2 separate regions of the Homo sapiens genome follow, and region 1 is linked to region 2. A link is an interaction called in ENCODE POLR2A ChIA-PET data of the cell type or tissue named here. Cell type or tissue: Panc1. All regions are shown on one strand. Links, peaks and the distances in the headings refer to the core of each region. The heading gives the core; the rest is flanking DNA.

Region 1 (5,328 bases), core at 1-5,000, 98 kb after region 2:
TAGGAAGCGGTTTTTTTTTTAAAGTCCCCAAACAAGCCAAGGATGGAGGAGAATTAATAAAAGACAAACAATGGAATAACTGTGACCCCTGTGTCCCCATTGTAGAAGAGTACAACCTAGTCACAACCTAGTCGTAGTTCATGTTTGACTTTGGGATGAAGAGGAGGCATACTCCTGAATGCTGACAATGGTCATCGCTAGCTGGTGGCCTTTTAGGTGACTTTTATATACATTTGCTGCGCTTTCCAAACTTTCTATGCTGTAAGATGGAATTTTTATAAGCAGAGGAGCCCTGGCAAGCCTGAGTATTTGTTGAGAGCCTCTTAAGGAAAGCTCGTTGTCTACAGCCTCTGGGTCTGGAGGATGGGGCAGAGGTCAGCTGGTCCATGCCTTCTCCTCCCTACAGGGGCACACCCAGATCAGTCGATAAATTGCCTGGCCCCACCTGTGCAGGCTGGGTGAGGCTGCCTGGGTGGAGAGCCTGGGCCCAGGGGGCCCCTGGAGACTCTGACCCCAGCCAGAGTCCATAACAACCACAGGACCAGAAGGCAATGAATGGGTAACATCCACCATGGGCCTTATAACCTCCTCCCCGGCCCAGCCAGGCTGGGAAGCAGAGGAGAAGAGATGGGGGTGCTGGTTGTCTCAAGGAGAGGGACCCCAATGTGGAACAATAATGCCTCTTGCACAGGCTGTTGGGGGAATTAAATGTGATGACTGGCCCACAGGCCACAGAGGAGGAAACACTCAGTAAACATTGTTGGGCATGTGGATAAATGCACAAGCTGGCCGTGCTCCCTTATGGGGTTGGAAATCCTCTCCACACTGCAGAGTTGTAAAGTATCCTCTCCTTTACGATCTGGGTGGGAAGCACTCTCTGCTCCTGAATTCCCCCACACAGGCTGCAGCAGGATGTCCATGGCTGAGGCAGCCAGAACCACTCTTGATATCTGGCTCCCGAAGGTCTCTCTGTGCCCTGGGGCCCAGGCAGCCCCTGTTGGAAGTGCCACGTCCAGTCCTACCAGAGCCCAAGCTGCAGCCACAGAAACCAAAAGGATGATAGCTTTGTGGGAAACTCAAACATTAAAAAGAATAAAAAATTTAAAAACTGTGAAGGCCAAAAGAAGTCCATCTGTGGGCTGCGATCTCTGTTCTAAATTTTAGCATTGATCTTACTAAAATAACACCTTTGCATTTTTATCAGGGCCTTTCTGTGGAATGATTTCCTCCAAAGAGAGAGACCCCAGTGGTGGGAAGCTCAGGCCCTTTGGCTGTGTCCAGGTCGCACTAGGCATCTGTGTGTCCTGTGCTGACTGACCAGCTGTGCTCCCCAGAATCCATCTTCAGGCACCAGTGGATCTGAGATTTTGGCAACAGTCCAGGGCATTGAGGTTTTGCCAGAAAATAAGGTAGAGGCCTCTCTGGAAGCAGAGGGCGTCAGCTATGCCCTGTGTTTGCAGAGATCATCTGCTACAAGGCTGTGGGTTTGGGATTCTGGGGCAGGTGGAGTCCCAGAAACATCCTCTCCCCAGGCTAAGCAGATTAAGGTTTCCACCTGTTCTTCCCTTCAATAATCCCTGCATTTGATTCTCTAACTAAACAGGAACCAGGCCAGGTAGATGATCATGATTTCCATTTTGCAAATGAAGAAACTGAGGCTCAGCAAGTGACTTACCCGAGGTTGCACAGGGACTAAGTTCAAGCCCTAAGAATTAGGACCATTTTATAGCAGATCTCCTAAAGGCCACAGGTATCTTATGATATTCTACCCCAGCAGACTTTGTGGCTCTTGTGGCTAATGAAATTTCTTTCTCTTTGTAAACTGTATTTTTTAATCATTATGCAAACTTCATGTTAATATCTATTACAAGAACCCTCAAAGACCAAAAGATAATCCATAACCCATGAACATCATTATATTGTATTTTCACATTCTACCCTCCAATCATCGTTCATAGAAAATCCTTTTCCTTGCCTCTGAGATACACAGTTTCAAATTTCTAAACTGTAAAGGTGCATTTGTTTGTTTTGAGATAGGGTCTCACTCTGTTGCCCAGGCAGGAGTGCAATGACACCATCATGGCTCACTGTAGCCTCAGCCTTCTGAGTTGAAGCGATCCTCCCACTCAGCCTCCCAAGTAGCTGGGACTACAAGCACGCACCACCATGTCTGGCATTTAAAAAAACTTTTTTTGCTGGGGAGAGATGGGGGTCTCACTGTGTTGCCCAGCTGGTCTCTAACTCCTGGATTCAAGCGATCCTCTAACCCAGGCCTCCCAAATTGCTGGGATTACCAGCATGAGCCACTGCACTGAGTACAAATGTGTCTCATAGTTGATGTATACACACAATGTGCCTGCAAATGTATGCATTTTCTTTCCACCAAAAAAAACCCTGTCTTTGTACATCAATTATGTGTCATATAATCAAGGAAACACGATAGATCATTTTATAGAGATGTAAGAAAATCATCAATATGATTTGCTTCCCACTTCATTCACTTCCCTTTATATTCCCTGGCATTGGCCAAGGTTTTAAAATAAAGACAATTCAGTATTTCCTAATCCCTGGCCAGCTGGCCACCTGGCCACCTGCCACCCCAGGCACTTGGGCACTGGAACTAACTTTAATATAAATCAAAACAGCAAGAGGATGTGTGTAAGCCCCTGCTCTAGAAATTCCAAGGGGAAATGGGAAGGAGAGAAACTAATGCTTAATGAGCATCTGCTATGTGCCAGCCTCGTGCGGTGGAATTGGAGGAGTGAGGAGGGCTTCTGTCTCCAGACTGTAAAGGAGAGGATGTTTCACCATTCTGAAGTCAGAGGGAGAAACGTTTCCAACTGAATTAAGAGAGAAGAGCCCAACTTGCAGTGTTCCCTGGCCCCTGGTAATTAATTAATCAAAGTAAGGTTTTCTTTTCAAAAAGTGTCTTTAAATTGACCATCTCTTGTAAAGCTGGTTATTTTCAGATGTGCCATGTTCCTGTAGGCACCAGCTTCACCTCACACTGCCTCGGTCTGAGATTGTGCGCCTGGAATTGTATTGAGTCAGAATCACCTGGTGGGCTTGTGAAACTGCAGCTGGCTGGGCCCCACCCCCAGAGATTCTGATTCAGCAGATCTAAGGTGGGGTCTGAGATTTTGCATTTCTAACAAGCTACCAGTGATGCCGATGCCACTGGTGCACTTTCGGATCACCTGAGGAGCTTTTTTTCAAAAAGACTGGTGCCTGGCTCACACCCCCAGGATCTGATTTCACTGGCCTGGGTGCAGCCTGGCGTTAGGAATGCCATGGCTCCACAGGTGATTCTTGTGTGCTGCCCAGCCTAAGGGCCACTGGGTTTACCGAAAGAAGCCAGCAGACATGATGAGCATTTCCTGAGCCTATGAGATTCCTTGGATTTCAGGGACAACCTCCTAAGTCTTCCCAGATCAGGGCCTGCCAGGCAGAGAGTCTCTGAGGGATGGAGGGAAGCTGTCCTATATGAGCCGTACTTCCACACCTGTATCTTTCATACCAAGTCAACTGGTTGCTAATGCTAGTGGGGAAAACCATGTGAACTGATTAGTAAGATTTCTGGCTTCTCTGGCCAAGCTTCTGGACCACATGGCTGTTGCCAGTGCTCCCTCAGATGGCACACACTTGCTAGCTTGCCACAGTCCCCATCACCCCCTAGTGTGTTACCCTCCTTGGCCTGAGACTCACTGATTTGAGCTACGTGGCGCCATTGATTGTCCGTCTTCCTGTTTGTGGTTGGGTGTGAATGGACAGGTGCTTTAGGAACGGGAACTCAGATCAGTACTTTCAAAGGAAGACAGGAGACACGGGAAAAGGACCCTGTGTGTGCTTTGAGGATGATGGTGACCTCAGGCCCTGCTCTTAGCCTAGAAGGGGTGGGGGATGTTAGACTGAAACCCAAGAGACTTGTAATCTCACCCCAGCTCTGTCGCTAATTTGCAGAGTGACTTTAGGTAACTAACACCGTCTCTCTATGCCTCAGTTTCCTCATCTGCAAAGTGATTGAGGGTAAGACATGCTGAGCACCCATGTCCTTCCTATTCTAGGAGCTGGAGAGAAAAGAGTCCAAGTCTTATAACTAAGAGTTGGGAGGAGGGGGACCCTGAAGCCTAGGGAGGGAGACAGCTGGGCCCCAGGATGTGGGCTGGGAAGGAGGCACGGCTCGTATCCAGTTTAACCACAGGCCCAGCCATCCCCAGCTCCTCAAAGCTGGACTCTGCGCCCCCACCCATGTGTGCAGGTGAAGCCTAATTCTTATACCAACTCTGATGCGAGGCGTTGTGGGTAGTGGTTGAACCCTGGACTCTGGAGTCGATGTGGCCCAGTCCTGTGGCTCTGCCACTTCCTGGCTGTGTGGTCTCAGGCAGGTTACCAACCCCTCTGGAGTCTCAGTATCTCACATGTAGCATGGGCTAGTAATGGGTAGCTGTGGGGATCAAATGAGCTGTGCCCGGAAAGCATTTAGCTCTGTGTGTGGCAGATGCTCAGGGGTCACAATCATCATCATTAAGAGGAGGCACTCAAGTTGTGCCTGGGGCCTCGTTTATGCCCCAGAATCTCAGCCCCAACCCCAAGATGTGTCTCTTTTTTTTTTTTGAGACAGAGTCTGGCTCTGTTGCCCATGCTGAAGTACAGTGGCACGATCTCACTGCAACCTCTACCTCCTGGTTTCATACAATTCTCCTGTCTCAGCCTCCCGAGTAGCTGGGATTACAGGTGTGTGCCACCATTCCTGGCTAATTTTTGTATTTTTAGTGGAGACAGGGTTTCACCATGTTGGCCAGGCTGGTCTCGAACTCCTGACCTCAGGTGATCCACCAGCCTCGCCCTCCCAGAGTGCTAGGATTACAGGCGTGAGCCACCGCACCCAGCCCCAAGATGTGGGTCTTGATAATAGGGATCCCACTGCCCTCCTAAATTCCTATGATTGAGCCCAGCTTCCCCGAAATGGGGGTCTGGCCCAGCCCAAGTTCACTGAATGGCTCTCAGACTCCCTACAGACCTGAGCTCTTGCAATCAGGTCACCCTCTGCCCCTGCCCTAGTTTCCTCTGCCAGCTGCCACACTCAGGTGCCCTGAGGCATCCGGGACATGCAGTCAGGCAGTATAATCTCCCCTAGCTGTGTAACCTTGGGCAGGTTACTTAATCTCTCTGGGTTTTTGTAAAAGGGGAATGATAACCTCCACTAGATCCTAAGCTCCTCGAGGGAAGGGATGGTGTTTGCTTTATCCACCAGTGTATACCCAGCATCTAGTCCAGTGCCTGGCACATAGTAAGTGCTCAAAAAATATTTGTTGGATCAATGAATGG
Region 2 (5,364 bases), core at 1-5,000:
GGCCGAGGCGGGTGGATCACAAGATCAGGAGATCAAGACCATCCTGGCCAACATGGTGAAACCCCATCTCTATTAAAAATACAAAAATTAGTCGGGTATGGTGGTGCGCGCCTGTAGTCCCAGCTACTCAGGAGGCTGAGGCAGGAGAATTGCTTGAACCCAGGAAGTGGAGGTTGCAGTGAGCCGAGATTGTGCCACTGCACTCTAGCCTGGTGATGGAGTGAGACTCCATCTCAAAAAATAAAATAATAATAATAATAATAATAATAATAATAATAATAATAATAATAAAGACCCTGAGGTAAGAACACAGCCAGCATGTTTGAGAGAGAAGGCCAATAAGGCTGGAGCAGAGTGGTAGCAGAGAAGGAGAGCATGAGGACCAAGAGGCTGAATGGGGTCAGAAAAGGCAGACTCTTGTAGATAAGGTCAGAGTTTGACATTTTAAAAGACAGATTTGCCTGGGTGCGGTGGCTCATGCCTGTCATCCCAGCACTTTGTGAGACCAAGATAGGAGGATAGCTTGCGCCCAGGAGTTCAAGACCAGCCTGGGTAACATAATGAGACCATCTCTACAAAAAAAATTTAAAAATTAGCCAGGCATGGTGGCATGCACCTGTAGTCTCAGCTACTCAGGAGGCTGAAGTTGGGAGATCTCTTGAGCCTGGGAAGTCAAGGCTGCAGTGAGTCATAATTGTACTACTGCACACCAGCCTGGGTGACAAAGCAAGATCCTGTCTCAAAGAAAAAACAAACAAGCAAACAAGCAAATAAATAAAAACCAGATTTACTGATGTACAGCTGACAAACAATATACTGCACATGTTTAAAGTATACTCTTTTGGGTTAGTTTTCTTTCATTTAGTATAATTATTTTGAGATTCATCTGTATTATTGCATGTATGAGTAGCTTATTCCTTTTTATTGCTGAGTAGTATTCTATTGTATGGATACACTGCAATGTGTTTAAACATTCACCTTTGAAGTTGTTTGTAGTTTCTGGCAATGAAAAATAAAGCTGCTGTGAATATTCATGTTCAGGCCTTCTGTGAACACATCCTTTCATTTCTCTTGTGTAGACACCCAGGAGGGGAATGGTAGAAGTGTTTAACTTCCCAATTTTTTAAGAAGCAAACTGATTTACCAAGTAATTGTACCATTTACAATGGTACCAAATGCACTCATTTTCCCAGGAACAGTGTATGAGAGTTTCAGTTCTTCCACATCTTTGCCAACACTTAGTATGACCAGACTTTTAAATTTTAACCATTCTAATTAGTGTGTAATAATTTCTTATTGTGTTTTCAATTTTTATTTCCCTGATGACTAATGATGTTGAGCATCTTTTATTTATTTTTATTTTTTATTTTTTTTGAGACAGAGTCTTGCTCTGTCACCCAGGCTGGAGTGCAGTGGCACAATCTTGGCTTACTGCAGCTTCCGCCTTCCGGGTTCAAGTGATTCTCCTGCCTCAGCTTCCCAAAGTGCTGGGATTAGAGGTGCGAGCCACCACACCCGGCTAATTTTTGTGTTTTTAGTAGAGATGGGGTTTCGCCATATTGGCTGGTCTCGAACTCCTGACCTCAAGTGATCCGCCTGCCTCAGCCTCCCAAAGTGCTAGAATTACAGTCATGAGCCACGGCATCCGGTCAATGTTAAATATCTTTTATTATAATTATTTACCATTCATATATCTTTTTTGGTGAAGTGTCTGTTAAAATATTCTGCCCATTTTTCACTGGGTTATTTATTTTCTTATTATTGAGTTTTGAGAGTTCTTACATATTCTGGATACAAGTTCTTTATCAGATACATGTTTTCCAAACACTTTCTGCCAATTTGTGGCTCGTCTTTTCTTTTTTTTTTTCTTTTCTTTTTTGAGACGGGGTCTTACTCCATCATCTGAGCTGGAGTGCAGTGGCACAATGACAGCTCACTGCAGCCTCAACTTCCTGTGCTCAAGCAATCCTCCCACTTCAGCCTCCCAAGTAGCTGGGACTACAGGCATGTGCCACCATGCCAGGGTAATGTTTTTATTTTTTGTAGAGACAGGATTTGGCCATGTTGCCTAGGCTTTCATTCTCTTAATAATATCTTTTGCAGGGCAAAAGTAACATCAATTTTTTCTGTCTCGATCATGTTTTGGTTATTGTATCTAAAAAGTCATTGCCACCAAGCGCGGTGGCTGACACCTGTAATCCCAGCACTTTGAGAGGCTGAGGTGGGTGGTTAACTTGAGGCCAGGAGTTTGAGACCAGCCTAGCCAACATGATGAAACCCTGTTGCCACTAAAAATATAAAAATTAGCCAGGCGTGGTGGGGGCCGCCTGTAGTCCCAGCTACTCGGGAGGCTGAGGCAGGAGAATTGCTTGAACCCGGGAGATGAAGGCTGCAGTGAGCCGAGATCGTGCCACTGCACTCCAGCCTGGGTGACAGAGCAAGACTCCATCTCTAAAGAAAGAAATAAATAGTCATTGCCAAAATGAAGGTCACCTAGATTTTCTTTTGTGTTATCTTCCAGAAATGTTATAGTTTTGTGTTTTGCAATTAGCTCTTGATTCATTTTTAGTTAATTTTTGTGAAAGATGTAAAGGTCCATTATGTCTAGACTTTTTTTTTTTTTTTTTGCATATGGATGTCCACTTGGCCCAGCACCGTCTGTTGAAAAGACTGTTCTTTCTCCATGGATTGCTTTTGCTCCTTTGTCAAAGACCTGTTGACTATATTTCTATGAGTCTATTTCTGGGCTCTGTATTCGGTTTCATTTATCTATATGTCTATTCTTTAACCAATACCATGTTGCCTTTATTTCTGCAGCTTAATATATAGTAAGTCTTGAAGTTGGGTAATGTCAGTCTTCCAACTTTATTTTCCTTCTTCAGGATTGTGTTAGCTCTTCTGGTTTTTTGCCTTTCCATATAAACTTTAGAATAATTTTGTTGAAGTCACAAAATAGTTTCCTGGGATTTTGATCAGGGTTGCAGTGAATCTATAGATCTAGTTGGGAAGAACTGACATCTTGACAATTTTGAATCTAATCTGATCTATAAACATGGAACATGTCGTTCTTCTTTTTTTTTTTTAATCTTGGCTCACTGCAGCCTCTGCCTCCAAGGTTCAAGTGATTCTCCTGCCTCAGCCTCCCAAGTAGCTGGAATTACAGGTGTGAGCCACCACACCTGGTTAATTTTTGTATTTTTAGTAGAGACAGGGTTTGCCATGTTGGCCAGGTTGGTCTCCAACTCCTAACCTCAGGTGATCCACCCACCTCATCCTCCCAAAGTGCTGGGATTATAGGCATGAGCCACTGCACCCAGCTGGAACATGTCTTTCCATGTTTAGATTTTCTTTGGTTTCTTTTACCAGTTGTATAGTTTTTCTCGCATAGCTTTTATACATATTTTTAAAAGATGTACACGTTAAGTATTTTTTTACGTTAATGTAAATGGTTTCTGTTTAATTTCAAATTCCAATTGTTCATTGCTGATATAAAGGAAAGCAACTGACATTTGTATATTAACTGTGTATCCTGACACCTTGGCTTTTTAGATGATGACAATAGGAGCCCCCAAACCCTTGGCCTTGGGTTGTTCCTGACTTTCCCAAGTGATCTTCGACTTTTGGAATCTGCATGCAAAGGAAAGAAGGAGTTTCCCATACTTCTCCTTGGAATGGCCTGGCCCAAGCACAGCCTCCTTGGCCAAGGCCCCTGCCTCCATGGGACCCTGGCCTTTGGAAAGTAGAGGTGAGAGAGGAGGCCGCAGGTTTAGGAGACAGGGTGGGGGTGGGAGCCGCAGGTCTTGCCGGCTCTGCACGGATGGCCCTAGGAAAGTCACACCAGGTGGATGGAGTGCCTCACATATAGAAAGGGCAACTACGGTTTTGTGTAACTTTTGTTTCAGTTATTTACATGAATATGTGTACTGAATCATAATAAAAAATGTATTTCTGGCCAGGTGCAGTGGCTCACACCTGTAATCTCAGCACTTTGGGAGGCTGAGGCAGGCGATCTCTTGAGCCCAGGCATTTGAGACCAGCCTGGGCAACATGGCAAAACCTGATCTCTACCAAAAATACAAAAGATTAGCTGCTCATGGTGGTGTGCACCTGTGGTCCCAGCTACTCGGGAGGCGGAGGTGGGAGAATCGCTTGAGTCCAGGAGGTGGAGGTTGCAGTGAATAGAGATCGCGCCAGCCTGGGTGACAGAGCGAGACCCCATCTCAAAAAAGAAAAAAAGTATTCCTCACTATGTGTTGCAGTCAAAACATTTGAAAGCCCCTGTCACAGAGGGGTTTTCTTCCCTAAGGATTACAGATTAGAGGTGGGCTCCGTTCAGCTCAGCGGGGGGCTCAGTACCTGCCTCCCAAAAGTTTGTCCCATGCCACCAGCACCTCTGGCCCTGTGGGGTGAATCAAAGCTCTCAGCAGCTGAGCTCAGTTCTCAACTGTTCTGACCACCCACATTCTACGGAGTGTCTTTACTTTGAGATCATCTTGACTCTCGGTTTCTGTTAAAGAGTAAAACAACAACAACCATAGCTTTTTTTTTTTAGATTTTTAAAGCACTGAGTCTGTCAACTCAGTGCTTAAAAAAGCACAGTTCTCAGAAAAGAGAACACACTCTGGAGAGGCAATTCATTGAGTATTTTTAGCAGGAACCTAAAAGGGGCAGCTCAGGGTAGTTGTGGCATTTAATTATGACCAGGAGAGGCCATTGGAGAATTTTAGGCAGGTGTGTTCATTTCCTGGGGCTGCTAAACAAATGACCAGGAACTTGGTGGCTTAAAACAGCACACATTTATTATCTGACAGTTCTGGAGGCTGGAGGTATGAAACCACAGTGTTGGCAGGGCCACGCTCCCTCCAGAGGCTTTAGGGGAGAGTCCTTTTCCTCTTCCAGTTTCTGGGGGCTCAGGTGTTCCTGGGCTTGTGGGTGCATCGCTCTAATCTCTGCTTCTATCTGCACAAGACTTTCCCGTCTTCTGTGTCTCGATTCTGTCTCTGCCTTTTATAAGGATACCCGTCATTGGATTTAGGGCCCTCCTCGGTAATCCAGCATGATCTCATCTCAAGATCCTTAATTTCATCTGCAAAGACCCTTTTCCCAAATCTCATCTGCAAAGACCCTTTTCCCAAGGTCACGGTCACTGTCTCTGTGGGTTAGAACATGGATATATTTGGCAGGGGTGGGGGGCTGGGGGGAGCACCACTCAACCCACTACATTGAACATTTAAACTTTACCCGTATTTTACAACCCAGTTGCGGCTTTTGTTTTGTTTTGCTTTGTCATTTAAAGTCAGGAAGGCCTCCTGAAAGAAGTTGTTTCTGAAATCGGTCAGGAAGCAGTGGGCTGGGAGAAGACAG

The links. Peaks named below come from ENCODE experiments on the same cell type or tissue, not always from the same donor. Only the 100,000 strongest peaks of a DNase experiment are listed, where the experiment ranks them.
Region 1: POLR2A ChIA-PET joins it to region 2 with 9 read pairs; 2 of 35 experiments call an interaction of 5 or more read pairs at or near these places.

The regions. Positions count from the first base shown.
Region 1 is chr17:50,922,413-50,927,740 of GRCh38, forward strand. No RefSeq gene overlaps it. Among named protein-coding and RNA genes, the nearest start is that of TOB1-AS1, 58 kb to the left of the region's middle. In Panc1, for the core only: no CTCF peak of the experiment used is centred there; no DNase peak of the experiment used is centred there; H3K27ac peaks cover 393 bases.
Region 2 is chr17:50,824,160-50,829,523 of GRCh38, forward strand. No RefSeq gene overlaps it. Among named protein-coding and RNA genes, the nearest start is that of WFIKKN2, 8.7 kb to the right of the region's middle. RefSeq lists an enhancer at 4,336-4,565 and a silencer at 4,686-4,795. In Panc1, for the core only: no CTCF peak of the experiment used is centred there; no DNase peak of the experiment used is centred there.